Linked DNA regions of Homo sapiens: region 2 is linked to region 1. Evidence: read pairs that join two places in POLR2A ChIA-PET (ENCODE). Cell type or tissue: endothelial cell of umbilical vein. All regions are shown on one strand. Each heading gives the region's core, and the rest is flanking DNA. Links, peaks and the distances in the headings are about the cores only.

The links. Peaks named below come from ENCODE experiments on the same cell type or tissue, not always from the same donor. Only the 100,000 strongest peaks of a DNase experiment are listed, where the experiment ranks them.
Region 2: POLR2A ChIA-PET joins it to region 1 with 6 read pairs; 2 of 35 experiments call an interaction of 5 or more read pairs at or near these places.

What each region holds. Positions count from the first base shown.
Region 1 is chr17:65,792,747-65,800,390 of GRCh38, forward strand. All of the region lies in intron 21 of CEP112 (centrosomal protein 112), which reads right to left. It also overlaps the pseudogene LOC100419102. Among named protein-coding and RNA genes, the nearest start is that of AXIN2, 230 kb to the left of the region's middle. In endothelial cell of umbilical vein, for the core only: CTCF peaks have their summits at 1,938 and 5,249 (motif pointing left); no DNase peak of the experiment used is centred there.
Region 2 is chr17:67,253,340-67,260,983 of GRCh38, forward strand. It overlaps HELZ-AS1 (HELZ antisense RNA 1), which reads left to right. Exons shown (of 4, transcript NR_136398.1): 2 at 5,579-5,715; 3 at 6,819-6,975. Among named protein-coding and RNA genes, the nearest start is that of HELZ, 12 kb to the left of the region's middle. In endothelial cell of umbilical vein, for the core only: no CTCF peak of the experiment used is centred there; a DNase peak (open chromatin) is centred at 4,682; H3K27ac peaks cover 398 bases.

The sequences.
Region 1 (7,644 bases), core at 1,218-6,217:
GATGTTTGAAAAAAGGAATAGAAGCTATATACCAAAAGAGGGTACTGTTAAGTCAGAACATATGGCTGGCACTGATATGTTTTAGTAGTGGGTATTTAAAAAAAATATTTCATGGAGGAAATTGCCTATACCAAAGATTATATAACTTCCTTAGTAATCTAGAAGGTACTGTTAATTCATTTTTAGTAATCAAGAAAATACACGATTGAACACCTCTTTTTAGCTGGACGCCTAGTGGGCACTGAGGATGTAGCCATGTCCAAATCGAAGCTCCTGTCTACAGAAAGCTTACCCTGCACTGGTGGGGGGCGAGGGAGGGGGCACACACAATAAACATATAGACCAATAACGGAGTAACAGAGGGATGCATGAAATATGAAATAATAACCCAGAGTAAGAGAGTGGAGGGTGAAGATAGCTCATTTCTTTTTAGCACTGAATAATATTCCATTGTTTGGGTAGTACAGTTTATTTACCCATTCATTTATTCAGAAAACCAAATACCGCATGTTCTCACTTATAAGTGGGAGCTGAATGATGAGAACACATGGACCCATGAGGGAGAACAACACACAATGGGGCCTGTTGGAAGGTGGGGAGTGGGAGAAGGGAGAGCATCAGGAAGAACAGCTAATGGATGCTGGGCTTAATACCCAGGTGATGGGATGATCTGTGCAGCAAACTACCATGGCACATGTTTACCTATGTAACAAACCTACACATCCTGCGCATGTACCCCTGAACTTAAAAGTTGGAAAAAATAAACAAAAAATAAAAACTAAAAATGTCTTCCTCTAATTCCTACAAGAACTCACACTTTATCTCACATATTCTCTCTCTCTCTGCCCTTGAGGCAACAGGTGGCAAACTTACCTAAATCTGCTTTGCTAATACTTTGAACATAGACACATTTTCCTTTATTTCTCAGCCTTACTTAGTCCATCATTTATGAAAACTGGATCTAAAATTGAGATAAATCTGTACCCTCTAGGTTTGTTAATATATTCTTCTGCTCCAATAATTGTTCTACAGAAAAATAGCATTTGTGTATTCCTGGAAAAGTTCTTCTGGAAAGGATAATCTTTGTTGTACAATAATCCTAACTTCATTACCTTTCTCTTATTCCTTCAGTTTGACCTATATCTTATTTCTCTGTGAGTGCCCCCATTCTACTCTCCATAGCTACGAAGCAGTGATTATGGAAAAGAACTATTCCTGATGAAACAAAAAGAATGATAGTTTTCTTGAATAATTCAGATATTCTCTTTCCACTGAAACTTCTGTCTATTCAACATTTATGGAATGCCTGCTATATTCTAGGTAGTCTTCCAGGCACTGGGGATACAGCAGTGAACAAAACGGGCAAAATTTCTGTTGTCATAGAAGTTACACTCCGATGGGGAGTAATAAAAAGCTGTATTGGCATGTATAGTCTTCTGTTGTAGGGTAAACTCACTTAAGGCCATATTCTTAATAATCATTTTCATCTTTGTACGCATCCCCATGACAAAATATTTCGCAAACCATAGAAAAAGGATAAATATTCATTAAAAGAATAGACAAATGATCTGTTTCATAGCTTCAATCTTTCTCCTTCCACTGGCTCATTTCCTTTGCCAAATCTGAAGACAGAATAAGCTACTTCTCAAGCTGCTTTCTCCTTCTTTCCTTTCCTTCCCTCTATAATGCATTTAAAGGTTAGTCTGTGCCTACAATTTCTACTCTCTAATTTCTCCACATCCCACCACTTTACTGAAATTGGTTTACTGAGGGTCACCAATTACCTACAGGAAACTCCCCCTGGCGAAACTCTCAACTTCTCTAATTTCAGAAAAATATTTCCCATTGCCTACTAGAAAGCTCCAAATGGGTATCCTGATGGCATTAAACATGTGAACTCCATCATTTTCTCCTTCGAATGTACCTTTCCTCTATGCTCCCTCTGTAGGTTGATGGACGGCATGACAACCTTGGACACCCTCCTCAAGTCTCCCTTTCCTTTCCACCCACACCCAGTCAGGAATCGCACCTGCGGCTTCTACCGTCTCCCCTTCCACCACCACTGCCTTAGTCCAAAACCTGTGTCACTTCCCAAGACAACTGCAATAGTCTTTCAACCAGTGTTCCCTTTCAACAATAACAGTGGTCACTTAGAATGTGAGATCCACAAGGGTGGGGACTGTGATCTGTTTTGTTCATTGATATATTCCAAGTACATGGAACAGTATCTGACACAAGGCAGGTATTCAACAAACGTGTTGAAAGAACGAATAAACTAAGTGCTAGGCATATAAAGCCCTTTAATATATACTCTCTCATTTGATCAACACAAAACCTATGAGGCTGGGATTGTCATCCTTATTTTATAGATGGCAACACTGTCACTTGGTAAGCTGTCCTAGTCACAGAGCTCATAATAGTGGGAGGTAGGATTTGAAGCCAGGTCAGCCAGTCTCACTCTGAAACACCAGCTCATGATCACACTACTAACTGTCTAAACCACTGAGATTCTTAAAAATTGGTTATTATGATTAAAGGGGTAGCTACTATTTAATGAATTCTTACTAGGTGCCAAGGCTTTGCATAATTACTTCACCAATTACAATTCTACAGGAGAGGTATTACCCCATTTTACAATTATGTAACCTGAGGCTCAGTGAGTTTAAGCAACTTGTCAAAGAACAGTAAGCTATAAAGCAGGAATTCAGACTCCAAAATTCTAGACTACCCCTGGTTTCTTACAAGTACTATACTAGAATTATTTCTCTAAAACTCACCATTTTGGCTGGGCACAGTGGCTCATGCCTGTAATTCCAGCAGTTCAGGAGGCTGAGGCAGGAGGATCACTTGAGGTCAGGAGTTCAAGACCAGCCTGGCCAACATGGCAAAACCTCTTCCCTACCAAAAGTACAAAAATTAGCTGGGCATGGTGGTGCGCACCTGTAATCCCAGCTACTCAGGAGGCTGAGGCATAAGAATCGCTTGAACCCAGGAGGCAGAGGTTGCAGTGAGCTGAGATCACGCCACTGCACTCCAGCCTAGGCGACAGAGTGAGGCTCTGTCTCGAAATAAATAAATAAATAAATAATAAAAAATAAAACTTACCATTTTATTCCACTAAAAAATCTTCAATGGTGCCTAATCCACAAAAAATAAGGCCCAACCCCCTGAGTAAGGCATTTAACACTGTTCACACTTCGGTAATTAGCTCTCATTTACCCATTTCAGGTAGAGTTTGCCCTGGCCACACGGGGTCTGCCCTTTGAATGTTTTCTGGGCCTCTATATTCTTCCTCGAGTGCTCCCAACAGTTAGAAAGCCTTTGCCACTTGTTCCAGCCCATCCTAGAAGAACCAGTTAAAGTTACATCTCTCCCAAGCTTTCTCAGATTCCACCACTGAGAATGATGAATTCTGCTTTCCCCTTGATTACATGAGCCCTGTGTACCTCTAATGATGGCTTCTGTAACAGTTTGTCTGTAGCAGTTATGTAGATATGTTTGTCTTCCTTTATTAGACTACGATTCCTCAGAACACAGGAACCTTCTCTGAAACCCTTATAAGATTAGCACAGTTCTTTGTGCAAAATCAACCACTGCAGCCTGCCGAATGAACTGAGAGAATGGCCTGGGGCTCATCTGTTGCAGGTAGGATAATACATCAACTCTGTATATGAGGGTATTTTTCTTTTGTACTCATTGATCATTACTTTAAAAATTAGCAAACAATACTTAAGCAATATAAACATTTAAATTTCTTCTACGTAGAAATCAGATACTAAACTCTATTTTTTAAAAAACCTCACTGAAGCGGGAAGATCCCTTGAGCTGAGGAATTCAAGGCTGCAGTGAGCTCTGATTGACCCTGACTCTAAAAGCAAAACAAAAACAAAAATGCCTCAAACACCTCATACAGTTTGAAAATATCAGTTAAAGTCGAATATTGTAAAAATGTATGTGTCTTTAATATTGGTGCCTTGGTCATTCATTATATTAATAATATCTTGGGTTGGGCATGGTGGCTCACGCCTGTAATCCCAGCACTTTGGGAAGCTGAGGTGGGTGGACTGATTGAGTCCAGGAGTTCAAGAGCAGCCTTGGCAATATGGTAAAACCCCATCTCTACAAAAAAAAAAAAAAAAAAAAAGACAAGAAAAAAAATTAGCTGGGCTTGGTGGTGCACACCTGTAGTTCCAGCTGCTTGGGAGCCTGAGGTAGGAGGAACACCTGAGCCTGGGGAAGTCGAGGATGGAGTAAGCTGTGATTGTGCCACTGCACACCAGCCTGAGTGATGGAGTAAGACTCTGTCTCAAAAACAACAACAACAACAACAACAACAACAACAAAACCCATCTTTGATAGCCATCATGGTATGTACCATGATATTCATTTGGATATTAAGACTGATGATCAGTACCACAGATTTCATATTCTTCTGTTCCCATTCCTTGGCTTCCACAAGAGTGACTGGTTCTGCTGGAGCAGCATAACATCTGGAGTCATACACTCACCACCCAAGCCCGGACACAACTTGTTGATATTCATCTGCAAAGGGATTGTTGAGATGTCCACTGATTACAATGGTAGCTTCTGGACATAGATGCATCTTCTAGTACCCAGTACCAGCATCTAACCCTGGCTCATTTGTTACTGCCTGTTTGCTAGCTTATTCTTGAGTACTTAAACAGTTTGTTTACCATTTGGGAGGATAAAGATACCTGCTGATCTCTTAGGCTGTCATACCTACCTCACTAGCATGTTTGTTTATCCTATCTGCAAATTCAGCTTATGATTTTCCTTCATCAAAATGTCTTGCTTTTCCTGTATGACCTTGACTCCAATGTCATGCTGACAGACATGAGTCATGTTTCCAGTTTCAAAATATCACTTGATTATAAAAATGTCCAGTAGCTTCATACCACACACCTGAATAGTTTAGAAAGGAAGACACGGCAGTTCAAGGAAGGCTCATTGACTTTCTTCATTGAATCTGGTTAAGTTTGAAGAGGATTAAGTCATTTTTTAAGCCCAGTTGAAAGCTGGTTCAGTGCTTATGCTAGTCACCTCTTCTATCCACTTGTGAAAATCTTCTTTTGCCTGACAATCATATTTAATCTTGTTCTTGACCCTGATAAATCAGTGGAGGGACCCTTCATGTAGAGTATCATTGTGGTTCTAGTAGTGGGGGAGGCTGCACACGCATGCGAGGGTCTCTGATGCTACTGGCTAAAGTGGAAACTGGTGGGAGATGCTGGCATCTTACTTGCATAGCGCCCCCTGGAGATGACTGGGTGGTATATGAGTGTGGGCCTCAGTCATATGGTCTAGCTGAGTTTGCAGAGCTTCAAGGTCCCTTCTGGAATCCCACTGGTTTTCCATCACTATGGTTCTCAAGAAAATGCCCCCAGCCCTCTACACTCCTTAGAGCTTTAGGAATTGTCAGCCTATGACCCTGATCAATGGAGAGTTACCTCCTGATCTCCTCTCCAGGTATTTAGTCATAAAAAAAACACATTATATATTTATAACTTCAAAAATTTGAAACCTATTATCTTCTCATATGTATCTGAGTGAAATATTCTTTATCTGAATTAGTGTATACTGGGGAAAGGCTAGCTGGCTGGCTGGCTTCTAAGAATACTCAAGCACCTTTTCTGAAGTCATCAGTAAGATCCACCATGCATCATAATCTGGTTCCCCATTTTTGTACAAAAATTCAATGTTGTGAGTACCCCTGTGTGGTTATTTTAAAAGACTGACTCACGGACTAAAGTTATAGTAGACCTAGGTTCTAGGGATATCTCCCTACTCTCCTATGTTCTACTCATTATTCAATTTCATTTAGATTTGCACATCACCTTGCTTGCATTCTAAACCAGCCTGATGACATGCTTAATACCTGTTATTTGTCACAAGCACTGATCTCCAGTACTATAATCGCAGAACAGAATTTGGAAAAATCCGAGAATTTTTACTGTCTCTTGTTTAGAAAGGTTATAGTTAATTGCTTTAGAATCCAAAGCTACTGACATCCTTGAAGTGCTTTTCTGATGAACTATGTGACCATGGTTTTCAATCCACTAAAAAATTAAGAGCAAATAAAATTCTACATGAAAATGCATTAGGAACCAGAATTTGTTCCGGAGTGCTTTAGTGAATCTTAATTTTTATTAATGACCGAAAGCCTTCAGAATATTAAAATACACAAAAAATGAACTAACTCATTTACTAGCCAAAGAGGCAGAAACCAAATGTTTGAATTTCCTTGACTGGTCAAAGGTATAATACACATATTTTACCCTAAATTAGACTCAAAAGTTGTTCCCTTCCACTTGGTTTAAAAGGTTTAAGTATATGATAATGTAGTATTTAATTCTCTAGTGTTACTTCCCTTTTATTTTGAGGTGAAATTAAGAGAAAATATTTTCTAGGCAAAAAATTTCCTGAATAAGGTGTATTTTCTTTCCCCTCCAATTCTGAAACAAATCTGTGGCTAACAAGAATATCTACCAATAGAAACACTTTCCTCTTGACAGCTTAAAGAAGCTTCCAATGCTGGGATACGGAGCTGGGAATGTAAGCTGGCACCGGATCCTCTACCTTACCCACATACATCTCATTGTTGGTTATATCTCATGTCTGTCTCCCACTCAATTCTGGGGCTTCAGGGTCAACAATTCAGGGTTTTAGTCAAATCAAGGGGTCACAGGCCAAGAAACTGGATTTCATTTTGGATGCAGTGGGATGGGGAAGAGGTCTGTGAGCAGGGAATAAAATGAATAGAAGTCCAGTTGGGAAGATGAATCCTCTGGCACTGTGGAGAATGATCCAGAAGAGCAGAGGAGACAACTGTGGCAATAGTCAAAGAGCACTGCTGCCCTTAGGCAAGTCCTAAAGCAACTACAGTTCTGAGGAGGCAAAGGCAGTGAAAAGGGGCTATCTCAGCCTTGTGCCTCTTTCTGAAACAGAAAGCCACATTGACGCAAGTCAAACAACTGAACAAAAGGAAATAACTAAACAAAAGGTAATAATCCTTTATGCACCATCTACCTTTCTACCCTTCTACCATTGCTCACACACACACTGGCACCCACACACTGTCACATTCACAAATGGATTTTTCTATAGTTGTTTTATGTTTAAAATTTTTTAAGTTTGGGTATATTTCTCAGAGTACATCTAGAAAAAATGCAAGATGATGTATTAAGAGATTTATATAAACTACAGGTGAGTCATACATAATTCCTCGGAAACTAAGAATAAGAAACTTGTCCTCTGAACATGAAATCAGTTTCTCACATGTTCTTCTGCTTCTTGATAGACTCTTTTTCAATATTACTAACTGCCTTTTCTTCCATAGCCATCTCTTTAAAAAACTGAGATATAACTCATTTACCACAAAACACACCTTTTAAGAGTATACATTTTAATGGTTTTTACTGTATTCTTAAAGTTGTACAACCATCACCACAATCTGATTCTGATTTTTTTTTTCACTACCCAAAAAGGAAATCAATAGCCATCATTCCCCATTTCCCTCGACTGAAACTCTAATCCACATTCTGTTTCTACGGATTTGTCTATTCTGAACATTTCATATAAATGTAATAATACAATATGTGTGCTTTTGTGTCCAGATTTTTTTTA
Region 2 (7,644 bases), core at 1,564-6,563, 1.5 Mb after region 1:
TGCTGATAAACATAGGCTCAAAATATATAAAGCAAAAAATAGTCCGAATTCCAAGGAGACAAATCTATGATTATAGCAGAAGTTATGTCTGTCAGTAACTGTTAAAAGAAGCATATGCAAAATTAGTAAGCAATAGATCTGAACCACTGGATAAGCAAACTTTAACCAAATGGACATATATAGAATAGTGCACCCACAACTGCAGATCCCAGATTCTTTTCAAGTATACATGGAATGTTTATGAAATGCTCGGCAATATAGCAAGTTCCAACAAATTTCAAGTGATGTAAATCATACAGAGTACATTCTCAGACAATGATGCAATTAAGCTGGAAAATAAGAATTTTAAAAATTAGGAAATATCTACATGTTCAGAAACTATACATATACTTGTAAATAACTCACATTTTTTAAAAAGATCACAATGGGAATTAGAAAATATTTTAAACTGATAGTTCATAAAAATATTACATCCTCAAAAATGAGATGCAGCTAAAGCCATACTTCAATGGAAGGTTTTTAATTAAAGTATTTTTAATGCCTGTATTAGAAAATAAGAGAGACTGAAATAAGAATAAACAAAGTACTCTTGTTGAGAAATTAGAAAAAACATCTAATTAAGCACAAAGAAATGAAAACATAGGCTAAAGTTAATTCTTTGAGAAGCCCAATAAAATTAAGCCCCTGGTAAGTCTATTTTTTTTTTCTTTATGGAGATGGAATCTCTCTGTGTCGCCCAGGCTGGGGTGCAGTGGCACAATCTTGGCTCCCTGCAACCTCTGCCTTCCAGGTTCAGGCGATTCTCCTGACTCAGCCTCCCGAGTAGCTGGGACTACAGGCACGTGCCAACACATCTGGCTAATTTTTTGTATTTTTAGTAGAGATGGGGTTTCTTTTTTTTCTCTCTTTTTTTTTTTTTTTTTTTTTTTGAGAAGGAGTCTCGCTGTGTCCCCCAGGTTGGAGTGTAGTGGCGCGATCTCAGCTCACTGCAAGCTCCACCTCCCGGGTTCACGCCATTCTCCTGCCTCAGCCTCCCAAGTAGCTGGGACTACAGGTGCCCGCCAACACGCCCGGCTAATTTTTTGTATTTTTAGTAGAAATGGGGTTTCACCGTGTTAGCCAGGATGGTCTCGATTTTCTGACCTCATGATCCGCCCATCTCGGCCTCCCAAAGTGCTGGGATTACAGGCGTGAGCCACCGCGCCCGGCTAGACGGGGTTTCACCATGTTAGCCAGGATGGTCTTGATCTCCTGACGTCGTGTTCCGCCCGCTTCGGCCTCTCAAAGTGCTGGTACTGGCGTGAGCCACCGTACCTGGCTTTTTTTTTTTTTTTTTTGACACAGTTTCACTGTGTTGCCCAGGCTGGAATGCAGTGGTGCGATCTTGGCTCACTGCAGCCTCCGCCTCCCAGGTTCAAGTGATTCTCATGCCTCAGCTTCCCAAGTAGCTGGGATTACAGGCGTGTGCCACTATGCCCAGCTAATTTTTGGTGAAATCCCGTCTCTGCTAAACATACAAAAAATTAGCTGGGCGTGGTGGTGCATGCCAGTGGTCCCAGCTACGGCGGAGGCTGAGGCACAAGAATTGCTTGAATCCGGGAGGCAGAGGTTGCATTAAGCAGAGATCACTCCCCTGCACTCCAGCCAGGGGCAAAAGAGTGAGACTTTGTCTCCAAAAAAAAGAAGAAAGACACCTAACCTCTACAAAGAAAAATTAATTCCAGGTGGGTTGTAGATTTAAATATGTAAGAAAAAAATATAAAGCTCCTAAAACAGTACAAATCAAGAGAAAATGAAAGTATTCTATGATCTGTGCTTTAATACAGGCAACTGAGGAATTTTTTAATTTTTTTTTAAAGACAGAGTCTTGCTCTGTTGCCAGGCTGGAGTGCAGTGGCGCAATCTCGGCTCACTGCGACCTCCACCACCCGGGTTCAAGCGATTCTCCTGCCTCAGCCTCCTGAGTAGCTGGGACTACAAGCACACGCCACCATGCCCAGCTAATTTTTGTGTTTTTAGTAGAGACGGGGTTTCACCATGTTGGCCAGGATGGTCTCGATCTCTTGACCTCGTGATCCGCCCCCCCCCCCCCATCCCCCTGCCATGGCCTCCCAAAGTGCTGGGATTACAGGCGTGCACCACTGCACCTGGCTTTTGTTTCATTTTAATTCATTTCTGTTTAAGTAGTCACAGATGGCCACCATATTGGGTACCACAGAACTAGGAGATAATATTAAAATATCTTTGTGACCTGAAGGTAGGAAAGAATTATTAAACAGGACACAAAAATCAATAACCAAAAAGAAGAAAAAAATTAAGAAGTTTGACTGCATTAAAATTAAGAAATTGTGTACACTACAAAACATTAAAAGAGTGCAATGTCATGTCACAAGTGGAAAAGGATATTTACAGCATGAATAACAAAGGACTGAGATCTAGAATATATAAAGGATTCTTACATATCAATAAGGAAAAAAAAGAACCCAAAAGAAAACCAGATAAAAGCCATTAACAGGCAATGCACCAGAAAAGATATCCAAATGACCGATAAAGGTGTTTGAAACTGCTCAACCTCACTCATAAGCAAATAAATACAAATTAAAATCGTGATGAGATAGCAGCACACACCCAGCAGAAGGGCTTAAATTAAAAAGGCTGACAATACAGAGAGATGGTTAGGATGTAGGGCAATGGAATCTCAAATACAGCTGGGTCAAGTTTGGATTGGTATAACCACTTTGGAAAACTGTTTGGCAGTATCTACTGACGTTGAACATCCTCTGTAACCCAGCAATTTCACTCCAGGAAATATATGAACTTGTACCTCAAAAGACATGAGTATTTGTATTAGAATATTCTATAAGTATTTGTAGCAGTATGAATCATAATAGCCAAAAGTTGGGGGCAGACCCAGATGTACCTCAGCAGTGGAATGAGCAAACTTCTACATTCATACTGTGAATTACCCCACAGCAGGCAAGGAATAGTGGCTCAGGCCTGTAATCCCAGCACTTTGGGAGGCCTAGATGGGCCAATCACTTGAGGCCAGGGGTTCAAGCCCAGCGTGGCCAACATGGCAAAACCCCATCTCTACACAAAAATTAGCCAGGCATGGTGGCGCACACCATGCTAATCCCAGCTACTCAGGAAGCTGACACAGCAGAATTGCTTGAACCCAGGAGGTGGAGGCTGCAATGATCTGAGATCACACCACTGCACTCCAGCCTGGACAACAGAGCAAGACCCCGTCTCAAAAAACAAAAGGCAAACAAAATTAAACTACAGCATTGACAGACACATGCTTAGCAAGGAGACAATTGCCATAAAATTTAGGACTGTGGTTGCCTCTAAAAGGAGGTGGGAAGCATGAGTGAGGGTTCGAGTTGCTCATGATGGTACATGTCTTGACCTGATGTTCTGTGACATGGCTCTTTGCTGTGTGATAAAACAATGAGCTATCTCTGTTTCATACACTTTTCTGTAGTGTGTTATATTTCACAATAAGAAAAGGCTAAAAGAAAACAGACTGGCACGGTGGCTCACACCTGTAATCCCAGCACTTTGGGAGGCCGAGGCAGATGGATCATGAGGTCAGGAGTTGAAGACCAGCCTGGCCAAGGTGATGAAACCCTGTCTCTACTAAAAATGCAAAAATTAGCCGGGCGTGTTGGCGGGCACCTGTAATCCCAGCTACCCGAGAGGCTGAGGCAGAGAATTGCTTGAACCCCGGAGGCAGAGGTTGCAGTGAGCCAAGATCTCACCACTGCACTCCAGCCTGGGTGACAGCGAGACTCCATCTCAATAAATAAATAAATAAATAAATAAATAAATAAATAAATATTCAGCTGGGCGCGGTGGTTCACGCCCGTAACCCCAGCACTTTGGGAGGCCAACGCGGGGTTGGCCAAGGTTAGGAGATCAAGAACATCCTGACTAACACCACTGAAACCCATCTCTACTAAAAATACAAAAAACTAGCTGGGCATGGTGGCACGTGCCTGTAGTCCCAGCTACTCGGGAGGCTGAGGCAGGAGAATAGCTTCAACCCAGGAGGCAGAGGTTGCAGTGAGCTGAGATCAAACAACTGCACTTCAGCCTAGGTGACAGAGCAAGACTCTGTCTCAAAAAAAAAAAAAAAAATAAAAATTTAAAACTCAGTGGATATGTTTGACAAAAAAGCAGCTCTGTATTTTTCTCCTTCCTAATGAAAGCAGGAACCTTTCTAAAAGGAAGTAGTAGAAGTTTGCAGCATTTCTGGCCTCCCAAACATATCCAGTGGCTGTTTCTGGCTTCTCAGTTCACTTTTGAATCCCCTACTTTTCCTTCTCTCTCCTAGTCAGATGTGTTCTGTGTGTGTGTGTGTGTGTGTGCATGAGTGTGTGAATGCATGAGTGTGTGAATGCATGTATGTGTGAACGTGTATTTGTGTGTGGATGAGTGTGTGTGAATGTTTACGTCTGTGTGTTTGCGTGTGTTTGTGAACATGTATGTGCTAACGTGCTTGTGTTTGTGAACATGAGAGTATGTGAGACTGTGTGTGTGTGTGTGAATGAGTGTGTATGTGTGTGTGCGCACAGGCGCCTGTGTGGCTCAGCCTTGGCCCTTGGCTCTCTGGCTTCTGCAGGCTCTCCCACGGAGCACCCTCTGCTGACTCTGCAGCCCCGCAGGCCTTCCTCGAACAGTCCATGACAGGAAGCCAGGCTTCCTGGGGTCCTGAGTCAGCAGAGCAGGAAGGAAACAAAGGCCTCAGAACCGCAGAAGAGAAAGAAGGCAGCCTGAAGACAGAAGGCGACCCTCTGAAGACAGGTCTAGAGACTTAACGTATGATGTTCCTGGAGTCCTGTTGCCTGTAAGGGAAGCACAAACCCTGAGTTGCACTGTGTCCTCTGACCTGTCTGATCCCAGGCAAGCTCCTCGGCCTCTCTCTGCTACAGTTTCTTTGCCTGTGAAACAGGGATAATAAAATAGCCTTTCCATGGGCTGAGCACGGTGGTTCACACCTGTAATCCCAGCACTTTGGGAGGCCAAGGCGGGTGGATCACGAGGTCAGGAGTTCAAGACCATCCTGGCCAACACAGTGAAACCCCGTCTGTATTAAAAATACAAAAACTAGCTGTGCATGGTGGTGCGTGCCTGTAGTGCCAGCTACTCAAGAGGCTGAGGCAGGAGAATTGCTTGAACCCGGGAGGTAGAGGTTGCAGTGAGCCGAGATCGCGCCACTGCACTCCAGCCTGAGCAACAGAGTGAGGCTTCGTCCCAAAAAAAAAAAAAAAAAAAAAAAAAACAATAGCCTTTCCAGGGACTGTGGGATTACAGGCTTCTCAAACCTCAGCTTGGATAGAGTAAGTCTACAGAAGATTAGCTCTTACTACTTCAACGGTTTTAAAACAGGGAATGTTAAATACCCACTTATTTTCTTCCTGCCTTTTAGCTCCCACGTTTCAATTGAAACTAATATCGAACAAGCAAACAAAACAAATCAGAAACCCCCTGGTAGCCAGGGTTTGGCATTTGTGATTAATCTACAGGAGATCAGTACTAAAATAGGATATTATGTCTGAGGACATTTTCATCCTAGGTCCTACTGCAACTCGAATGGCACTTAGGCTCCACAAGACCAACTTCCTATTTCTACATCAGTGAAGGTTCGGAGTGGAGCTTTTCATTCAGCAAAGACAGCAGGAAGCACAGGGTTCGGTGATGAATTCTCACGTGGTGAGCGTGGTCTCCAGAGGTGTTAAGATGTTGTGGGAAAGCAGAAAGCACCAGGTTTAGAGGTGACTTAGACCTTGGTCCACGAGACCTTTGGCTAACTACTGAATCTGGCCCTTCTTATCCATCAAAGGGAAACACTGGACTACATGGTCTAAATTTCCTTCACCTCAATAAGTAAGGGTTTCACTCTTCTAACAAAAGAAAGAAAGAGGGTCAGGTGCAGTGGCTCACACCTGCAATCCTAGCACTTTGGGAGGACGAGGCAGGCGATCACCTGAGGTCAGGAGTTCAAGACCAGCCTGGCCAACATGGTGAAACCCCATCTCTACTAAAAATACACAAATTAGCTGAGCGTGGTGGCGGGTGCCTGTAGTCACAGCTACTCGGGAGGCTGAAGCAGGAGAATGGCTTGAACCCAGGAGGCGAAGGTTGCAGTGAGCCAAGATCACACCACTGCACTCCAGCCTGGGTGACAGAGCAAGACTCCCTCTCAAAAAAAGAGAGAGGGAAGGAGGGGTAGAGGGAAGGAGGGGTAGAGGGAGGGAGGGAGGGAAAGAGAGAAAAAGAAGGAAAGAGAGAGGCCAGGCATGGTGGCGCACACCTGTAATCCCAGCACTTCGGGAGGCCGAGGCAGGTGGATCACAAGGTCAGGAGTTCGGGACCAGCATGGCCACTATGGTGAAACCCCATCTCTACTAAAAATACAAAAAAACAAATTAGCCGGGCGTGATGGCGCATGCCTGTAATCCCAACTACTCGGGAGGCTGAAGCAGGAGAATTGCTTGAACCCAGGAGGCAGAGGTTGCAGTGAGCCGAGATCGCGCCACTGCACTCCATCCTGAGGGACAGAGCGAGACTCTGTCTCAAAAAAAAAAAAAAGAAAAGAAAAGAAAAAAGGAGGAGGGAGAGAAGAAAGGAGAGCGAGTGATGAAGATTTTGGCTAAGAACCAGCTATGAAGAAAAAAAAAAAAGTATCCCCTAAAGTCTTTCTTCTTACAAAACAAAGTGTGTTTTAATTATAAGTCAAATTTCACTTTAAAGGAAGAAAATAACCCTTAGGCATTTTCTGTTCTAGTTAATTTAACTTTAATTTTTGTCTCCAGCAGGTACCTCTTCAGTAGAAAAATTCAATAAGGTTTCTGACACTTTCTACCTATGGGCCAGTTACATACAGAAGAGAAAACTGAAACTGAAAACTGGTTTGTCATTTTTACAGAAAGTCACTGCAAAGAAGGAGAATTCCAAGTGCAAATGACTTGAGTACGTAATTCTTTTGTGCCATTTCTGTTACTATAGGGTTAATCCAGTATGAAGAAAGTGACAAAGGGCAGCATTTATTTTTATGGATTCCACATTATAACCAAGTACTTGGCAACCTGCCCTCTCATATGTTGCGAAACAAAAATGTTGCTTTCAGTGTGTTTTTAATAGGCCAAGCAGTTTGTTTGATCACAGTGGTCGGGTATACACTCAGAGACGCCAGAACATTCTCATTGCGTTTTCACTGCTTTGGTTAACATCTTGGTCTCCTGTCCGCACTCTAAAGAACCATTTGAGGACTCAGGGGAGTCATGTCCTGGGAGTGACTATGGGTCCTAGGCCACAGCCCCCACTCTCTCAGCCTAAACCACTCAAAGGCACTCAGATCCGGATTTGCAAAATATTTTGCAAAACTTGCAAAAACCCCACCAGTTTTAGATTTTGAAATTGTTGGCACAGGCAACCGTCTACAATCATGAAATTCTCATGAGTGAGGTGGAACAGATTTCTGTAAACAAAGCAAACTCCAGTCTCTCCAGCCTGCTGTAGAAATATTTATACCCGGCCGGGTGCAGTGGCTCACACCTGTGATCTCAGCACTTTGGGAGGCCGAGGCGGGTGGATCACCTGAGGTCAGGCGTTCGAGACCAGCCTGGCCAACATGGTGAA